2 separate regions of the Homo sapiens genome follow, and region 2 is linked to region 1. The links are chromatin loops, found by intact Hi-C in ENCODE. Cell type or tissue: OCI-LY7. All regions are shown on one strand. Links, peaks and the distances in the headings refer to the core of each region. The heading gives the core; the rest is flanking DNA. Region 1 overlaps ITK (IL2 inducible T cell kinase). Region 2 overlaps CYFIP2 (cytoplasmic FMR1 interacting protein 2).

Evidence for each region. Hi-C counts contacts between places; a loop is a spot of excess contacts. Peaks named below come from ENCODE experiments on the same cell type or tissue, not always from the same donor. Only the 100,000 strongest peaks of a DNase experiment are listed, where the experiment ranks them.
Region 2: it touches region 1 in a loop (4-fold over the local background); 73 of 110 quality-filtered maps call a loop at or near these places.

What each region holds. Positions count from the first base shown.
Region 1 is chr5:157,248,832-157,258,986 of GRCh38, forward strand. ITK (IL2 inducible T cell kinase) reads left to right here. Exons shown (of 17, transcript NM_005546.4): 16 at 19-176; 17 at 3,776-6,354. The coding sequence ends at 3,847. Among named protein-coding and RNA genes, the nearest start is that of CYFIP2, 12 kb to the right of the region's middle. RefSeq lists enhancers at 4,155-4,214, 4,605-4,654. In OCI-LY7, for the core only: CTCF peaks have their summits at 4,810 (motif pointing right) and 5,013; DNase peaks (open chromatin) are centred at 4,110, 4,430 and 4,850; H3K4me3 peaks cover 459 bases; H3K27ac peaks cover 796 bases.
Region 2 is chr5:157,325,549-157,335,703 of GRCh38, forward strand. CYFIP2 (cytoplasmic FMR1 interacting protein 2) reads left to right here. Exons shown (of 31, transcript NM_001037333.3): 17 at 1-90; 18 at 623-719; 19 at 2,425-2,501; 20 at 5,194-5,302; 21 at 7,779-7,898. Among named protein-coding and RNA genes, the nearest start is that of FNDC9, 15 kb to the right of the region's middle. In OCI-LY7, for the core only: CTCF peaks have their summits at 3,053 (motif pointing right) and 3,273; a DNase peak (open chromatin) is centred at 3,043.

The DNA.
Region 1 (10,155 bases), core at 760-8,759:
GCTCACCATTTCTTGTAGGTGTGCTGATGTGGGAAGTTTTCAGTGAAGGCAAAATCCCGTATGAAAACCGAAGCAACTCAGAGGTGGTGGAAGACATCAGTACCGGATTTCGGTTGTACAAGCCCCGGCTGGCCTCCACACACGTCTACCAGATTATGAATCACTGCTGGAAAGAGGTCAGTGGAGGAAGTGCTTCCCCATGCATTGTCGTATACAATTTGAGGACCTCCCTCCTTCCCTAGAGAAAGGAACCCTCTCAGAAGGATGAGGCAGGAGGGATAACTAATATAGATTAGCAACAACATGACTTTGAGGATCTGTTAACGGGATAGATCCCCCATCCCTAAAGGAGCTGAAGGCGACCTTAAATATTATTTGGTTTGCTACATAATGTCACAAGCTATAAGCATAGCTTCAGAGAGGAGGATGGGGTGTGGCCTATGCCAGCTTCCTTCTCGATTTTCTGAGAAGAGAAAAAAAGTCTGTAACATCATAAAACCATTAAAAGCACAGGAAGTTAGTTCTATAACTTGGGGAACAAAGTTCACTTGCACTATGAAAATATTAAAATGGCTTAATTTGAGTTCATTTTATTCATTCTGCATTTAAAATGGGGAGCCAATTCCTCTGTACCCGCCCAGGTGGCTCATTTACCCCAACCTTGGATTGCAGGCCATGGCTTGAGCCCCATCACTATGAGTCTTAGTCTTTGCTGTCTTTGCTGAGTTAGAAAATCATACATTTCAGCCAAAGTGGAAAGTTGCTGAAACAGAGAATTAATAAAAATTCTGATCATTGTACGACAACAAGGTGGAATACAAAAAATTTGGAACACTAGGATTTTGTCTCAGCTTTACCATTTATTTGCCATTAATCTTTGACAATTCTCTGAACTTCCTTTTTCTTACTGTTAAGAGAATTAAATAATGCTTGGTCTGTGAGTTCATAGAGCTTTTATAATCAGAAACAAAGAAACAATAGAGACATAAAGGAGGGCATAAAACAAATCTTATCCACTTCATAAGGATTAGCTACAATAATAATAATGATGGCTGACATTCAGTTGGCACTTTTTCCCTCTTTTAACCATCATTTATTGATTTTTTTAAATTAATAGTCTTTATTTTTTAACAAAGAGTACAGAGTTCTCATATGCCCACCTCACCTGAACAGTTTCCCTGTTCACTAACATTTGGCATGAGTGTGATACATTTGTTACAATTAGTGAACCTCTATTCATACATTAACTAAAGTTCATAGTTTACATTAAGGTTCAGTCTTTGTGCTGTAGAGTTCTGTAGGTTTTCACAAATTCATGTATCCATCATTATAGTATCAGACAGAATAGTTTTACTGCACTAAAAATCTCCTGTGCTTCACCCATTTATCCCTCTCCTCATCCCCAAACCACTGGCAACTACTGATCTTTTCACTGTCTTCATAGTTTTGCCTTTCTCAGAATGCCATATATTGGCATCATACAGCATGTAGGCTTTTCGGACTGGTTTCTTTCATTTAGTAATATGCTTTAAGGTCCCTCCATGTCTTTTCGTGGCTTAATAGCTCATTTCTTTTTGTTGCCAAATAATATTCCATTGTATGGATATATCATAGTTTATTTATTTACCTACCAAAGGAAATCTTGGTTGTTTTCAGTTTTTGTGTTTGTTTGTTTGGGTTTGTGGGGTTTTGTTTTTTTTTTTGAGATGGGGTCTTACTCTGTTACCCAGGCTGGAGTGCAGTGGTGCAATCTCAGCTCACTGCAACCTCTGCCTCCCAGTCTCAAGCGATCCTCCTACCTCAGCCTCCCAAGTAGCTGGGACCACAGACATGTGCCACTAGGCCCAGCTAATTTTTTGTATTTTTGGTAGAAACAGGGTTTTGCCATGCTGCCCAGGTGAGTTCAGGCAATCAATCCACCTCAGGCCTCCCGTAGTGCTGGGATTATAAGTGTGAGTGCTCAGGCAGACTGGTTTCCTTCACTTAGTAATATGCCTTTAAGGTCCCTCCATGTCTTTTTGGCTTGATAGCTCATTTCTTTTTATTGCTAAATAATATTCCATTGTATGGATATGCCACAGTTTGTTTATCTATTTACCTGCCAAAGGAAATCTTGCTTGCTTTCAGTTTTAAACAATTATGAATACAGCTGCTATAAATGTTTATGTGCAGATTTTTGTATATAAATTTTCAACTCAATTGGGTAAATGCCTAAGAGTATGCTTGCTGAATCATATGGTAAGACTATGTTTAACTTTTTAAGAAACTGCCAGAATGTCTTCCAAAGTAGCTGTATTATTTTACATTCCCACCAGCAATGAGAGTTCCTTATTAGCATTCATTGTTTTGGATTTCAGTGGTTCTAATAGATGTGTAGTCATATTACATTGTTGTTTTAACTTGCATTTTCCTAATGACATATGATGTTAAGAACATTTTCATATGCTTATTTGCCACCTGTATATCTTCTTGGTAATATCTATTCAGATCTTTTGCCCATTTCTCAATCAGGTTGTTTGTTTACTTATTGTTGAGTTTTAAGAGTTCTTTGTATATTTTGGATACAAGTCCTTTATCAGATATGTGTTTTGCAAAATTTTCTCCTAGTCTGTGGCATGTCTTCTCATTCTCTTGACAGTGTCTTTCACAGAGAAGACTTTTCAAATATTTTAACAAAGCTCAACATCAACTTATTTATTCATGAATTGTGCTTTTGATTTACATCTAAAAACTCATTGCCAAGCCCAATGTCACCCAAATTTTCTCCTATGTTACTTTTTATTTTATGGAAGTTTTATAATTTTGCATTTTACATTTAGGTCTATGATCCACTTTGAGTTAATTTTCCTGAAAGGTGTCAGGTCTGTGACTAGAGTCATTGTTTTACATATGGATGTCCAATTATTACAGCCCTGTTTGTTGAAAAGACTATACCCTTTCTCCTCTGTTCCTTTGTTAAATGTTAGTTTACTATATTTATATGGATCTATATCTGGGCTGATCCATTAATCTGTTTGTTTATTCTTTCACTAGCACCATCCTCTCCCATTACTGTAGCTTTAGAGTAAGTCCTAAAGTCAGGTAGGGTCAGTCTTCTAGCTTTGTTGTTCTTCTTCATTATTGTATTGGCTCTCTGGGTCTTTTGCCTCTCCGTATAAATGTTACAGTCAGTTTGTCAATATCTAAAAAAAATAACTTGCTGAATTTTTATTAGGATTATATTGAATCTATAAGTCAAGTTGGGAAGAACTAATATTTTAACACTATAGTGTCTTCCTGTCCATGAACATGGAATATCTGTCCATTTATTTAGATCTTCTTTGCTTTCTTTTATTAGAATTTTTAATTTTTTCTCATTTAGATCATGTAGATATTTTCTGAGATTTATACCCAGATATTTCATTTTTTGGTGTTCTTTAGCATTAATTTCTTGATATATTTTTATATGTGATTTATTGAATTCTCAAAACAATTTCATGAGGTAGATACTATTATTATCTCCATTTTACAAATGACAAAACTGAGGTTCAAAGAGGTTAAATAACCTGCTGAATGTCACACAGCTAATTAGTGGTAAAACTGAGATTAAACACTAGTCCCTTGGATTCCAGAATACCTGCTGTTAACAACTAGGACAATGTATATGGAATACAGTCAACATGGAAGCACATACAAAAATCCACAGGGGATGCTGCTATTAAATTCTGGTTTGTTTTGGATTTACCTATGACGCATAAGTACAAGGAACTTACAGAGTTCTTTTTTCCCTCTCCAGAGACCAGAAGATCGGCCAGCCTTCTCCAGACTGCTGCGTCAACTGGCTGAAATTGCAGAATCAGGACTTTAGTAGAGACTGAGTACCAGGCCACGGGCTGCAGATCCTGAATGGAGGAAGGATATGTCCTCATTCCATAGAGCATTAGAAGCTGCCACCAGCCCAGGACCCTCCAGAGGCAGCCTGGCCTGTGGCATCAGTCCCTGAGTCACCATGGAAGCAGCATCCTGACCACAGCTGGCAGTCAAGCCACAGCTGGAGGGTCAGCCACCAAGCTGGGAGCTGAGCCAGAACAGGAGTGATGTCTCTGCCCTTCCTCTAGCCTCTTGTCACATGTGGTGCACAAACCTCAACCTGACAGCTTTCAGACAGCATTCTTGCACTTCTTAGCAACAGAGAGAGACATGAGTAAGACCCAGATTGCTATTTTTATTGTTATTTTTAACATGAATCTAAAGTTTATGGTTCCAGGGACTTTTTATTTGACCCAACAACACAGTATCCCAGGATATGGAGGCAAGGGGAACAAAGAGCATGAGTCTTTTTCCAAGAAAACTGGTGAGTTAAGTAAGATTAGAGTGAGTGTGCTCTGTTGCTGTGATGCTGTCAGCCACAGCTTCCTGCCGTAGAGAATGATAGAGCAGCTGCTCACACAGGAGGCCGGATATTCTGAGAAGCAGCTTTATGAGGTTTTACAGAGTATGCTGCTACCTCTCTCCTTGAAGGGAGCATGGCGAGACCCATTGGATGGATTGGGGTGAACAGTTCAGGTCCCATGCTTGGAGCATTGGGTATCTGATGTCTGCACCAGAACAAGAGAACCTCTGACGGTGGAGAACCATGTGGTGCAAGAAGAGATCTTAGGTCTCTTCTTTTATACCAAGCTCATCTTTTATACCAAGCTGTGCAGGTGACTATGCCTCCTCTTCTGCACAGAATGCTTCCACCAGCATCCTGAGAAGAAATGATTACTTCTGAAAAACATCCTTTTTTCCAGCCTCTGGGAATCAGCCCCCCCTCTCTGCACTATCCGATCCTCATCAACAGAGGGCAGCATTGTGTTGGTCAATGTTCCCTTGGCGAGCAATTGAAACTTGTTTAGGCCCTAGGGTTGAGCAATTTTAAGGTTGAGACTCCAAGTCTCCTAAAATTCTAGGAGAGAAATAAAGAGTCTGTTTTTGCTCAAACCATCAGGATGGAAACAGTCAGGCACTGACTGGGGTGCTTCCAAGAGGCATGAGAGTGCCTACTCTGGCTTGAGCACTTCTATATGCAAGGTGAATATGTACTGAGCTAGGAGACTTCCCTGCAAAATCTCTGTTCACCCTGGGTTCACATCCCCATGAGGTAATATTATTATTCCCATTTTACAAATAATGTAACTGAGGCTTTAAAAAGCCAAGACATCTGCCCAAAGTGATGGAACTAGAAAGTCTAGAGCTGGTATTCTAGCCCAAATCTGTCTGACCGCAATACACAGATTCTTTATTCCTATTCGACACTGGCTTCTACTGAAAATGAAACGGATTGCAGAGGGAATAAATACAAAGATGGAAAGCCAGTAAAGAAGTCAGTATAGAACCACTAGCGAATAGTGTTGCTCTGGCACAGACCACTGTGGTTGATGGCATGGCCCTCCAACTTGGAATAGGATTTTCCTTTTCCTATTCTGTATCCTTACCTTGGTCATGTTAATGACTTTGGAGTTATTCAGTTAATGACCCTTTAATTCTCACAACCAACCAGTCATGTTGCTTGAAGCCATTTATAGACGAGCTTCAAAGCAACTTTAAAAGATTCTTCTGTAGAAGTATGAGTTCTTCCTTTAATTATCATTCCAACTTTCAGCTGTAGTCTTCTTGAACACTTCATGAGGAGGGACATTCCCTGATATAAGAGAGGATGGTGTTGCAATTGGCTCTTTCTAAATCATGTGACGTTTTGACTGGCTTGAGATTCAGATGCATAATTTTTAATTATAATTATTGTGAAGTGGAGAGCCTCAAGATAAAACTCTGTCATTCAGAAGATGATTTTACTCAGCTTATCCAAAATTATCTCTGTTTACTTTTTAGAATTTTGTACATTATCTTTTGGGATCCTTAATTAGAGATGATTTCTGGAACATTCAGTCTAGAAAGAAAACATTGGAATTGACTGATCTCTGTGGTTTGGTTTAGAAAATTCCCCTGTGCATGGTATTACCTTTTTCAAGCTCAGATTCATCTAATCCTCAACTGTACATGTGTACATTCTTCACCTCCTGGTGCCCTATCCCGCAAAATGGGCTTCCTGCCTGGTTTTTCTCTTCTCACATTTTTTAAATGGTCCCCTGTGTTTGTAGAGAACTCCCTTATACAGAGTTTTGGTTCTAGTTTTATTTCGTAGATTTTGCATTTTGTACCTTTTGAGACTATGTATTTATATTTGGATCAGATGCATATTTATTAATGTACAGTCACTGCTAGTGTTCAAAATAAAAATGTTACAAATACCTGTTATCCTTTGTAGAGCACACAGAGTTAAAAGTTGAATATAGCAATATTAAAGCTGCATTTTAATAAATATGGTGCATAGGGCCTCGGTTCCATATTTATTTAAATCGCAAACTCTCAGAACTTTTCCTTAAGTAAAAATGGTTACATTGTTTCATTTTCCACAGACAATTAAAGATTACATATCATTGAACAACATTCATTCAACAAGTAAATATCAAACGTTCCTATGGTTCATGCACACAGTTCAGTGTATGCATCCTCATGAAAACAAAGATGGAAAAGTCATAGTCTTTACTTCTAAAAAATTCCTAGTCTGATTGAAAAGGAAAACATATGAAGAAATAAAATTATAATAGAACAATTAGGGCAACAACAAAAAACTGTGGTCAAAGAAGAGAAGAGCCCAGAATAAGTGATGGAATCTATCAGGGAAAGGATGACATCAAGGGAAACTTCTTAGAGCCCTGCTACTCAAAGTGTGGTCCCTGGACCAGCAGCAATAGCATCACCATGTTGTGAAAAATTCAGATTCTCAGGCTTCTTCCTCACCTACCGAGCAAGAATTGTCATTTTAACAAGATCTGCAGGTAATCGTATACACATTAAAGTTTAAGAAGCACTGTCGCGAGGATATACTGTCTAAGCCAGTTTTGAAGATAAATTTATGAGTTATAAGGTAAGTAAGTGGGCAGAAGTAAGAGACATACTTTCCAGGTAGAGAGAGAACAGGAAGTATTGGGAAGCTATTGTCAGTTCACTATTGCTGGAGCATGCGCGCATGCGCGTGCGCGCTGTGTGTGTGTGTGTGTGTGTGTGTGTGTGTGTGTGTGTGTGTGTGTGTCTATTTTCTCAGCAAGGGTAAGGATGATAGAAGAGGTGGGTAAATTGAAACTGAATCTATAAATCTATGAAAGAACTATACTTTAAAAGACCAAGAAGTTGGAATTTCACCCTATAGGTAGAAAAGATGTCATTGCACAGGAAGAGAAGGTCAAATTTGCGATGTGTTTAAGAATATATTCTGGCAGCAGCATAGTGAATGGATTTGAGAAAGGCAAAGCCAATGGAAAAGAAACTAATTTGGAGATTATCTTTGCCTTGTTCACAGTACCATATTATTTTTCCTAATCATTCACTGTCATCTGTTGTGTGGGTGACATATGGAAATTGTAATTTGGAGTACGTCATTCACTTTAGATAGCAATAAAATAGCTTTCCTTCTTAAAACCCCAGTAATATAAAGGCTGGGTGGTTATAGTTTTGGTGTGCTGAGCACTCTGTGCCTTTCAGTCCACCAAATGCCCAGCTCCATTGCAGGAGCCAGGTCATGCGCCAGTCAACCACTGAGCATGGAAGAGAAAGCCCAAGGCTTCCATGCAGTCCTTCCTAGAACTCACCTCTGTGCTTGAATCCCACTGCCAAATCATCCACATGAGAAAGTCAAAAGCAGATTGGAGGAACAGATCTGCTTCTCAGAGGATTTTTCCTGCAGACCCTGCTCTTCTCAGAATCTCCCAACACCTAAGGCCACCCTTTTGAGGAAAAGACAGAAATACCTCATTCAGCAAGACAGGGAGTATGTGCATCATCAGGTGCAGAAAGAGCTGCAGATTCCCAATTAGAGGGCTTGGGAAGGTGGCCTGGTCAGGAACAGAGGGCTAGGGGTGGAAGCTGCATTTGAACAGTAAGCACATGGTTTTACTTTAGAATAGATATTAATTTGCGTGGGCTTTAATGGGGAAGGTGCTGAAATTTTGGTGCACTGAGGCTCACTTCCCAGAGCCACCCCTTGGTACCAGCACTAGGGGTGTGTGTATGGTTGTGTAAGAGTGTGTCTGCAATGACTTTGAGATTCTCCCCAAGGTACAATGTATAGTTGGCTTGTAGTATAACAGAGTCATACAGACAATGAGTGGTAGACGGAGTTTTAGAGTTCATTTACTTATTTCATAAATGGTTACCATTCATCTACTATGACTCTTTGTTAGGTACATGATCTAAAAAGATGACTAAGATATCTCATCAGTTAGGGACCAAGCACGTCACAATCAAATTAGTATAATTCGAGGAGAGCTTTTTGACAAAAGGACTATTTAAAACTGTGTGGTTCAGTTTAGGAGAACCTTAGAAAGTGGTACAGAGGAAAACCACAGCGGGGCACTCATGCTATGGTTTGAATGTTTGTGTTCCTCCAAAATTCCTATTGAAACGATCTCCAGTGCAATAGTATTAAGTGGTGGGGCCTTTAGGAGATGATCAGGCCGTGAGGGCTCTGCCCTTATGAATGAGATTACTGCCCTTATGAAAAGGTTTGAGGAGGTAGTCCCTTTTTGCCCTTTACCCTTCTGCCATATGAGAACACAGCAACAAGGTGTCATCTATGGAGCGGAGAGCAAACCCTGACCAGATACTGAATCTGCTGGCGCCATGGTCTTGAGCTTCCCAGTCCCCAGAACTGTGAGAAATAAATTTCTGTGGTTTATAAATTACCCAGTCTAAGGTATTTTGTTATAGCAGCTTGAGTAGCTTGAAACAAGTAGTTATCACCCCCTAGGCCTGAAGGGATAACAAGGGAGAGTGGTCATTTAAATATGGAAGGAGAATATTGGAGAGTGCTGCCTTAAAGGAGAAGACCTTTAGTAAGGGACAGAGGAAACCCAAGGCAACATCACAGGGAGGAAGCCAGGGGCATCAATACTCTGCCTCACTCTCCTTCCTTTCTCCCATCAACTGGGTCTTCTATTGGTCAAATCCCACTGAACGCAGAGGACAAGGGAGCCCTAGTAGGGTAGTCCATAGAGGTCAGTCTCCAGGACCAGAGTGCAGGGTGAGAGAGTGGAGTGGATCTGGGGAGACAAAGAGAAGATACCTAGTACAGACACCAATCCTTCCTATAAGAGGGCTCAGCCTAGTGAAAAAGCTCAACACATAAACCAATGCAATCGATTCTCATTGCTTGTAGATTCTGTATTGGTAAATTTGTCTACTGGATAAAATTTGTTTATAACCCTAAAATCAATCCTGGAGGCTTTTCCTGCAGTCATTCATGACATGCCAAAGTGTGGAGCAGTAAAAATTTTGCGTTGCTCCATATACACATTCCCAACTGAGGTCAAACAGAGTGGCGTTCAGCTCTCATGCTGCAAACAAGTGGCTTTTCTCAGTCTATTTAGTGACACATTTTCTGCATTTCTGTACTTTTTTTCTGGTGATTTTGCTGTTTAAAATGGCCCCCAGCCAGGCACAGTGGCTCACAACTATAATCCCAGCACTTTGAGGGGCTAAGGTGGGTGGATCACCTGAGGTCAGGAATTTGAGACCAGCCTGGCCAACATATAGTGAAACCCTGTCTCTACTTAAAAAATACAAAAATTAGTTGGGTGTAGTGGTGCATGCCTGTAGTCGCAGCTATTTGGGAAGCTGAGGCAGGAGAATCGCTTGACCCTGGGAGGCGGATGTTGCAGTGAGACAAGATCCCGCCACTGTGCTCCAGCCTGGGCGACAGGGCAAGACTTCATATAAATAAATAAATAAATAAATAAATAAATAAATAAATAAATAAAACGGCCCCCAAATGTAGTGCTGACATGCTGTCTAGTGTTCCTAACTGCAAGAAAGCTGTTAGTTCAATAAGTTTAATGAGGGATGAGTTATAGTACTGTTGACTGTGAGTTCAATGTTAATAAATCAATAATATATATAAATAAGGGTTTTTTTTAACAGAAACATGCATAAAACAAGGTTATGTATTGATTAGTTGACAAAAGCGTGGTGAGCAGGGGCTTGTAGGAACCTAACCCTTTATTTCCCCTAGAAGCAATGGTTCAGTATTTGTTAACTTAGTGTTCACAGCAACTTTATAGAACATAATTACTGAATAAT
Region 2 (10,155 bases), core at 1-8,000, 76 kb after region 1:
GGGCCGACGAATCCAGTTCCCCATCGAGATGTCCATGCCCTGGATTCTAACGGACCATATCCTGGAAACCAAAGAACCTTCCATGATGGAGTAAGAGGCAGGATTGGGCCAGCAAGTGGCTCCTGGGGTACAAGTAGAGGGCAGTTTGCCAGGGAGATCCGTTCTTTCCAGAAGGAAGCACTGAGTTGACAAGAAATGAGGCCATATGTCCCACCACAGGGAGAGCTCAGCCAGACAGAATCATTTAATTCAGCCTTGCAGATAAATTCTGAAGTTTCCCAGCCCAACTGCCCTTCCTATGCCTTGTCAGCCTCATAACAGCTATGCTCAGAAAAGAATCATCTCAGGAGCAGGTAGCTTGTATTCTTAACTGCTACCTGATGTGTTTTAGTCCCAAATGAATTTTTACAAGTCTTGGTTTTATTTGCACCCTGGACTTTTTCTTTGGACTGACTGTAAAGTAAGTTGCTTCTAAGCGGTGGAGGCTCAAGGAACGTAAGAGAGGGATGAAAGATGGTCTTTTCCTGACTGTGAACTTGTTTCTATTTCCCAAGCAAGTATAAAGCTGTCTTCCTTAAGGGGGGTTATTAGCAAGCGGCTGGCTGTGTTTTTCCCTCTTCAGGTATGTCCTCTACCCTCTGGATCTGTACAACGACAGCGCCTACTATGCTCTGACCAAGTTTAAAAAGCAGTTCCTGTACGATGAGATAGAAGCTGAGGCAAGTGATGTGCTTCTCTTTTTGCTCCTTTAATCTTGTTCCAAATTCCGGACTTTTCCAGTCTTTTGCTATTAGCATGAAGTAGGAGTATCAGTGACTTGTTCTGGAGAGGAATCTCTGTAACCATGGCCATCAGAAGGCCTGTGTAACCTCTGAGGGCAGAAGTACAAACTGAGACACCCAGCTCAGGGCCTGCTGCCTTTCTCTTCCCACCCACAAACTCTGTGCTGCACCATGAAGGGCTTCATGTGCATGTGTATAAATACCCAAGCTCTGCCTGCCAACTCTGCTCAAAAACAGTGGCCCTTGGCTAGACCTAAACCCTAGGGTCACACACACCCATAGTGGAGTCCACCCTCAGAGGGGAAGCCAGGGAAGAGAGCACGTGGCCCTGGAAGAGGCTTGAGCCGCCTGTAGAAGGCTTCTCAGAACTGGTTCTAGAAGGGGAGAATGGGGCCTGAGTGCACACGCCCACCTTGACCTTATGGATTCTTTGCCTGGAGGGAGGTCCGCTGATGACCCTTGAAGCTCAAAGTGCAGGTCAGAGGCCTCGGTGACCTGGGTCTGAGGAAAGCACTAAACACAGCGCTGGGGTTTTGTGTTCTGCATACCACGTAGGGTGTGAGATGAAAGATCTGAAAGCTTTTTGAATCATTAACCTTATGGAGCCAAGAGTCTGGTGAAAAAAGGACCAAAGGTTAATCACATAAATATTAAACATGAAAGACTTAAAATATTAAATCTGACAGTAAATAGGATCTGTTTCCTTTGACTCTTACCTAGCTACTGCCTTTGCCCCATCTCATGGTCATGTCCTGCTCTTGCCATTTCTGAAATATTTGGTTTGATTCTTCATGTCTGTGTGAATTATCTTCCCACCTGAGCATCACAGTCTATCACTGATGATGAGACCCTGAAATGGCAAGACTTTATTCATTAAAAACCAAAGTTATGTAAGCAAAGTTTGAAGGAAGGCGCTTTTAAATGTGACTATCAACTTCATAAACAAATTTGTGGCCACATGTGGTGGCTCATGCCTGTAATCCTAGCACTTTGGGAGGCCAAGGTGGGTGGATCACCTGAGGTCAGAAGTTCGAGACCAACCTGGCCAACATGGTGAAACCCCGTCTCTACTAAAAATACAAAAATTAGCCAGGCATGGTGGTGGGTGCCTGTAATCCCAGCTACTTGGGAGGCTGAAGGATGAGAATCACTTGAACCCGGGAGGCGGAGGTTGCAGTGAGCCGAGATCACACCACTGCACTCCAGCCTAGGTGACAGAGCAAGACTCTGTCTCAAAAAAAAAAAAAATTGCAAATCAAAGAAAAATACAATGAAAATAACATCCATCTGAAGAGATGGATGGGGAGGCTGCCGAGTTAGCGGACGAATTTGAGCACTGATGGGTTCTGACAGTCTGTCTGTTGCATCCCTCCAGGCAGGCGGCCTCGAAACAGCTGAGGAGAGGGGCCGTGGGGAGATTGGGTCCTTTTTGAACTTTGACTTGTCTGTTCACTGACTGAGGACCCTGAGAGCAAGGGACCAAATCTCCCAAACTTAGCCACAGAATATTTTTCCCCTTCAAAGCGTCTTTCCCCAGAATGCACTCTGGGCAATCCTGCCTGACTGCTGTCTTTCAGTTGGCTCAGTTTCTGTCATAAAGCTGAACGGGCACCAGTGATGTTTCCTGCTTCCTCTCCACCAGGTGAACCTGTGTTTTGATCAGTTTGTCTACAAGCTGGCAGACCAGATCTTTGCTTACTACAAAGCCATGGCTGGCAGGTAGGAAAGCCCCAGAGCTGTGAGTAGCAATCTCTTAAGACTGCCACCTAGAAGACATGATTTTCTGTTGTGAAACCTCCCTTCTTCTTTAGCACCTTAGGAAAACAGAGCCATTCCACGGACCCGGACTGGGTGCTGAGATAGAGTGGAAAGGAAACTAGGCAGATAAAGGGCTAACCTCACACAGCCTGCAGTCCAGCAGGAAAGACAGACATCGACTAAAAGCCGATGAATGCACAGTGACAAGGAGGTTACATGCTGTCTGTGAGGGAAAAGCTCATGGGAATGTACGATGGTTAAACCTTTGGGGGCGGGGAACTAGAAAGGCCATCTTGCGGAAGTGGCATCTGAGTTCTTATCTGAAGTTGGTAGGAGTGAAGGAAGTAAAACGAGGTGAAGGATGGGGCAGGACGTTGCAGGCAAAAGGAACTGCTTGTGCAAGGACCCTGCGGTGGGAGTATGATGATAACAGCATGCCAACTTCACAGGGCTGTGGGAGGATTCCTGTGGATTAATACATGTCAGTGTCTCTTCACCACCACTAGAGGGGGCAAGCTGCATGCTAAGGCTGGGGAGTGGGCAGGGCCAGAGCACACCAGCTTTGTAGCTGTTTCTCCCGGGAGTGGAATGCCTCCGAATGGTTTCAAAAGTACAACCGTGACCCGATTCGATTTTTATTTACTTTTGAAAGTTTACTCTCTTAAAAATATAAATGTATGGAGAATGAATTGGAGAGGAATGGGTGTGTGCAAACCAGACAGGAGGCCAGTGAAGAAGTCTGGATCAGAGATGTATCAAGCTTTAGAGGCTCCTTGGTATTGCCAGTATATGTTGATTCAGACCCTCGTGAGTTCTTGGGTTTCAAGGACCTGTAACAGCATTGATCGAGGAAAACCTCAAATTTTATATATAGGTATTTCCTTTCTTATTGGAAATCCAAACATACCAACCAGTAATTTCAAGGATAGTTCCTTACTTTAATAATTTTTCTATGAAAAGGATTTGCTTCATTTTGCTTTTAACAGCCAAAGTAGCCCTGATATATTTCAAAGAGGAGTTGATGTGCAGCACACACAAGTGTCTGTTAACACAGGATGTGCATTAAATAACGCGACTCTTAAATGCTGTAAAGTATTGAAAGCATGCACGTAGGATTTCAAGGAAAGCAGAGAACACAGCCTTTCACAAAGTAGTCAATAGGCATCTGTGGATTGAATGGGATGTGGTTCTAACAGTGAGTTGAGTTTCTGGCTTCTGTAAGACAATTCTGATTCCAAATACACTGTTCCATCATCTATATAAACAGACTCAGGCGTGTCGAACCCTGGGTCTTCCTTCTTCAGACATATGGGCTTTTATCTACACCCTTCCCTGTAAGATCAGTGATTTTTTAAAGTGTGGGAAGTTGAGGAGGTTGAGAGATTCAGGGAAAGCCCAGGAAGAAAACCATGAGCTAGGTCAGTCCTGTTCATTCAAAATGCCATGTGGCCACAAATATGAGCCAGAGATGTTATTTTAAATTTTTTAGCAGACATATTTTAAAAAGGAAAAAGAAGCAGATGAAATTAATTTTAATAATATATTTTATTTAACCCCACATATCCAAAACATTATAATTTTGACATACACTCAATATAGACATTATTAGAGATTTTTCATTCTTTTCTTCTAAGTCCTCAAAATCCTGTTTACAGCCCATCTCAATTTGGACCAGCCACATCTCAAGTGTTCAGTAGGCACATGTGGCTGGTGGCTACTACTTTGGACAGTGTAAATATAGATGGTGTCTCTTTCTTGCGTAAAACCTTTTGGTGCCTTTTAGTTATGTCTAGAATACACCTAGCCACTTTACTATGGCCTGTGTGGCCCTACCTGGTTTGGCCCTGGTCTCATGTTATAAATTCATTTTGCACCATGCTCTCCAACCTGCACTATACTTTATCCACACTGGCCATCTTTCCTTTTCTTAAATGTAACCAAGCTTGTTGTGTAAATGATAGTGTTCCCTTAGATCTTTCCAATTTTATCATTCAGGTCTCTGTTTAGCAAAACTTCTTTAGAGAGACTTTGGACTTCCTAACTCCAAATGATCCCATTTTCTTATTTTCAAAGCACTTCTCCTCTGCAATCCATGCCTCAGTGTGAAAGATAGTAACACTCTCAGCTCATAGGGTTGTGGTGAGATTTAAAATGTGTGTGTGTGTGTGTGTGTGTGTGTGTGTGTGTGTGTGTGTGTTTGTGTTTAAAGTGCCTGGGAAATAATAAACACTATGCAACTGTTACCTATTATCTGAAATTATTCCATTCCTCTGTTTGTGTTTATATTATCAGTCTTTCCTCACTCGAATATAAACTCCATGAGGACAGGAACTTTGTATTCCCAGTACCCAGAATGTTTCCTGGGATACACCAAGCAGGCACTCAATTGCTTTTGCAGTAAATGAATAAAAGAGGAAAGTGGCTCAACTTCTGTGTTGCCCATCTTTAACTTAGAAACTCTGTTTCACATATTGAGCTTCTGTGACTGAAAAGAAATTTGACGTAACTTGTCTAGAGCAGAAAACAATTTTACTTAAGTTATATAAGATAGTGCTCTGTGGGTAGATCCTATGATCTGAAATAGATGTATCTGGGCAGTTGAGAGTCATTCACAATCTGTTTACTGGCCTTGTTTCACTTTTATTCCTTGCAGTGTCCTGTTGGATAAACGTTTTCGAGCTGAGTGTAAGAATTATGGCGTCATCATTCCGTATCCACCGTCCAATCGCTATGAAACACTGCTGAAGCAGAGACACGTCCAGGTATGGGGAGCAGAAGCCACCTTGGAGATGGAAGGGGCAGGAGAGAGCAGCTGCGAAGTTAGCATAGAGATCAGAAATCAGGCCTGGGTATTGTCTGCCCGGCATGTTGCCAGTGTGGATTTCCGAGCCTGGGTGTAGCACAGCCTCAGGATCTCATAAACAATAAAGAGGCATTGGGCTTCCTTTGGCTCAAGTTCTGGGCTTCTCCACCCATCTATAGCCAACCTCTGACAAGTTATGGCAACCAAAGCCTTTGTCTTCTCATCATAACCTGCAGCCCACTTTTTTCAGCTGGGACTGCCACTTAGAGATGGGTAAATCTGTCCCTGAACAGGGCCCAAGTGCCGGTCTAAGTGAGGAAGACTGTGGCGCCTTTGAAATGAAAGCATGTCAGGGCAAATCCACGGTAGAAATTGGGTTTTTTGTGTGCAGAGTTGGTTTCTATTAACATTTGACCCTATATGTAGAGGAGATGTTGCTGGGAACTGAGAAACATCCCCATTTAATAATATTAATGTGAGGCAGACAGACAGCATAAGAGATGCCCCAGCAGATGTCGAGCCCTCCTCCTACAGCCCTGCTGTTGGCCAAGCGGGTGGCAAAATGGCCTTTATGCTGTGACGTCTGTGTGCTTATTATGTGGTCCTGGTCTTTGTGAAAGGGCCAGGCTGAGGCTAAGATCATGCCAGAGGTGAAAAGGAAAGAATTCATCTCAGAAACCCTGGACATTCCCATTACTATGAGAAATCCAAGGGAGATGGAGAATCATTAAGAGGGGGGAAAAATAGAATTTGTACTTCTGTCAACAACAGGGGCTCAATGAGAGCTTTTCTTTCACCCTTTCAGAAGATTACTGCTATCGGTTACAATGCAGCCAGAATTAGCCACAGGATATTAAATACTGAGGGCTTTATGTGTGCATAAGATGGCTATAAGGGGCCCTGGTCAGTTGGTAGAAAATTGATGCCAAAAGAGAAGTTGAAAAATAAAATAGTTAAGAATAATCATTTGACACCTAGCAAAGTGCTGTGGACACAGCAGGTACTCAACAAATGTTCATTGCTATCTACATAGCAGCTGCAGTAATGCCCGCGTGTACCCCAGTGGAAAGTACCTTAAGTTATATTTTCCATTCTGTAATCAGACCTTCATCCTCTTGCTTTTAAATTTTCCCTCATGAAGGCACAATGTGGGCCCTTGCTGAGGCAGCTGCTGTGCCCTGGTGACTGAATTGAGTGCAAGAAAGATGGCAGAAAGAACCCCAGGGCTAAATTTGGGATGTCAGCAGAAACACTTATGGGAAGCCAGAGCCTACCCTGAACCTCTTCCCACAGCCTGAGTGAATCGTATTTTTCCTAAACTTCCTGTGTTTCAAGCCTACAGGGAAGTTGAAAGAATAATACGATAAACACTTATTTATCCCCTAGCCAGATTTGCAATTATTAATGTTTTACCATATTTAGTTCACATTCTTTCTCTCATGTATGTATTTTCTCTCTAGCACTTATACAGTGCGTATGTTTGTGTGTGGGGGATGAATATACATACTTTTGTTCTTAACTATTTGAGAGTTTAAGTTGCCAAATCATGACATTTCACCCCTGAATGCTTCAGCCTATATCTCCTAAGAACAAGGACGTTGTCTTATAAAAACAGAATAGAATGATGATACTCAGGAAATTTGACAATACTACTTTCTAAATACAGTTCCCATTCGTCCCAGTTATGTCCTTTGTAATTTTAATCCAGTTTCTTATCGGTGCATGCACGTAGTTGTCAGGTGTCAGCGCGAATCTTTATTTATTTTTTAAGAGACAGGGTCTCTTTCTGTCGCTCAGGCTGGAGTGCAGTGGCACAGTCATAGCTCACTGCAGCCACAAACTCTTGGGCTCAAGCTATCTTCCCACCTCCAGCCTCCCAAGTAGCTAGGACTACAGGCGTACACCACCACACCTGGCTAATTTTTTTTATTTTTTGTAGAGACAGATTCTTACTGTGTTGCCCATGCTGGTGTCAAACTCCTGGGTTCAAGCTATCCTCCTGTTGCAGGACTTTTTCTCAGTTCAGCTAAAGATGGGGTTCTTGTCTGTCCCATGACCATGAAAAATTAGGCTTGCAGACTGTTTAAAGGGTAGGTAAAGCAGGGTTTAATTGGGTGAAAAGGGAAAAAAAGGAGGGAAACAGGGACTCTCACAAGGCCAGAGTCCCTCAGCTAGAGAGCTTCCCGCCAGGCCGTTGGAATCCCAGGTTCCACACAAGAAGAGGAGGGGCCAGGCTCCTCCCTGCTGCAAACATCATAAACTTCCCGAGGCTCCACCTCAATGGACAGGCTGGTTGGAGTTTCTCCAGGAAACCCCTCCCACCTGGCAGTCTCACTCCCACCTTGGTCCCCCAAAGTGCTGGGATTACAGGCATGAGCCACTGCACCTGGCCAGTGTGAATTTTAAGTAACTTTTCTCTCTCTCTCTTCATCCAGCTGTTGGGTAGATCAATTGACTTGAACAGACTCATTACCCAGCGCATCTCTGCCGCCATGTATAAATCCTTGGACCAAGCTATCAGCCGCTTTGAGAGTGAGGACCTGACCTCCATTGTGGTAAGAGTCTGGGAGCGTGTGGGATTTCTGCTCTGTGATTTCTCAGACTAGAAGCCTAGATGGGGACTGTAGTTAGTCTAGTGCTGGGCCAGTTAAAGAGGGGCAGTGAGTCTCTTTCCCATCTGAATGGAGCTGGGAAAGAAAAACTTACACAGAATAAGAGTAATCTTACGTTCCTGATTGCCTTGGGAACGATAGCATGGAGGGGGTCTCCTTGAGATTTCTAGAGATGGCCAACCCTCAGACACAGCTGCATGTCCTTAGGATCCTGCAGGCTGAGCAAGTAGGTGAGGGGTCCTAAGAAGCTAGGGAAAATTGCACAAGAGGGTTGGCTTCACAGGTGTGCAGTAGTATAAGGCCCAGAAGGGCTTTGCAGCTGGTTTACCATTCTGCTTCACTATCTTGAAATTCTTAAACAAGGGGGCCCCACATTTTCATTAAACATTGCACCCTGCAGATTATGTAACTGGTTCTGATGCACAAGCCTGGAATAGGCCTACTCCTTTCTCCCAGAAAACAGCAATTAAAACGACTCTCTGCTAATTCTCTCTCTTCAAGAATTAGAGTAAACTTGACTGGTTGTTCTTTCAGTGAATCAAAGGAAGATTTCAGTGCCTTCAAAAGCGAATGAACAGAAGGAGTGGGAAATGGAAAATCACCGTTAGAACATAATAAAAATTGTAGGCAAGATCTGTCAATGGTTGCTAAAATAAGTGGGCAGAACTTTGAGAAAAATACTGCATGATTTCTCTTATATGAGGTTCCTACAGTAGGCAAATTCATGGAGACATAGGGTAGGTTGCCAGGGAAGAGGAAGATGGTGTTTGATGGATACAGAGTTTCAGTTGGAGAAGGTGAGTTTCACTTCTAGAAAAGGATGGTGCTGATAGTTGCACAACCATGTGAATGTACGTAATGCCGCAGTACACCTACAAATGGTTAAAATGTTCAATTTTATGTACATCTTACCACAATAACAAAATTTTTTTAACCAAAAAATCTTTGAGAAGAAATAGGATACTTGCATAGTCTCAAAGTATCTCCCCCAAGATGTTTATTAATTACAAAGGGAAGAATGACTCTACAATGGAGAAAATTAGCAGACACCATCTTAACCAAGTATCAAAGTTAATATTACCAGTAAGACATATTATTGTTATCAACATATATTCTTGCCAAAATGCACAATCTCAATCTAATTATGAGAAAATATCAGATGAACCCAAATCGAGTTCCATTTAAAAAAAAAAAAGTGAATGATACTTTTCAAAAGTGCGCAGGTCTTGAGAGACAGGAAAGACTGAAAACTGTTACAAATTAGGAAAGAATAAGGGAACCTGACAACTAAATGCAACATGGAATCCTAGATTGAATCTTAGAACAGAAAAAGGACTTTAGTGGGAAAACTGGTGAAACCTGAATAAAGCCTGTCATTCAGCTAATAGTGTTGTACCAAAGTTAATTTCCTTCATTTGATGATTGCACTATGGTTCCGCCAGATGTTAACAGTGGGGAAGCTGGGTAAAGGATATGCAGGGTATGCTGTTTTTACAACTTTTCTGTAAGTCTAACATTATTTTTAAATAAAGTTGGTTTTTATTTTAAGTGGACAAAGTATAAAAATAAAGTGACAGTGAACTGGGACTCTAACATCATACCTAGGGTCCCAGTCCTCTCCCTGCTACTTACTAGCTGTGTGATCTTGTGCAAGTTACTCAGCTTCTCCAAGCCTGTTTCCTTATCTATAGAAATGGAGGGAATATCAGAATCCACCTCTTAGGGTTACTATAAGGATAAAATGAGATACTACCTGTTTTTTTGTTTGTTTGTTTTTGTTTTGTTTTCTTTTGAGACGGAGTCTTGCTCTGTTGCCTAGGCTGTAGTGCAGTGGCGTGATCTCAGCTCACTGCAACCTCTGCCTCCAGGGTTCAAGCAATTCTCCTGCCTCAGCCTCCTGAGTAGCTGGGACTACAGGCATGTGCCACCAGGCCCACCTAATTTTTGTATTTTTAGTAGAGATGGGGTTTCACTATGTTGGCCAGGCTGGTCTCAAGCTCCTGACCTCGTGATCTGCCTGCCTTGGCCTCCCAAGAGTCTTTTGTATACATAGTTAGCACTTAATAAATAATAGCTTATGGAAAAAAGATGAGAGAAAAATAAATTTGGGGCTGCAATGCAGTGATTTTGGGTGATTTCTTAGGGCTTGACCTACCCACCCACCTAAGTCCTGGGTCACTTACTCCAGGAGACTGTAGTA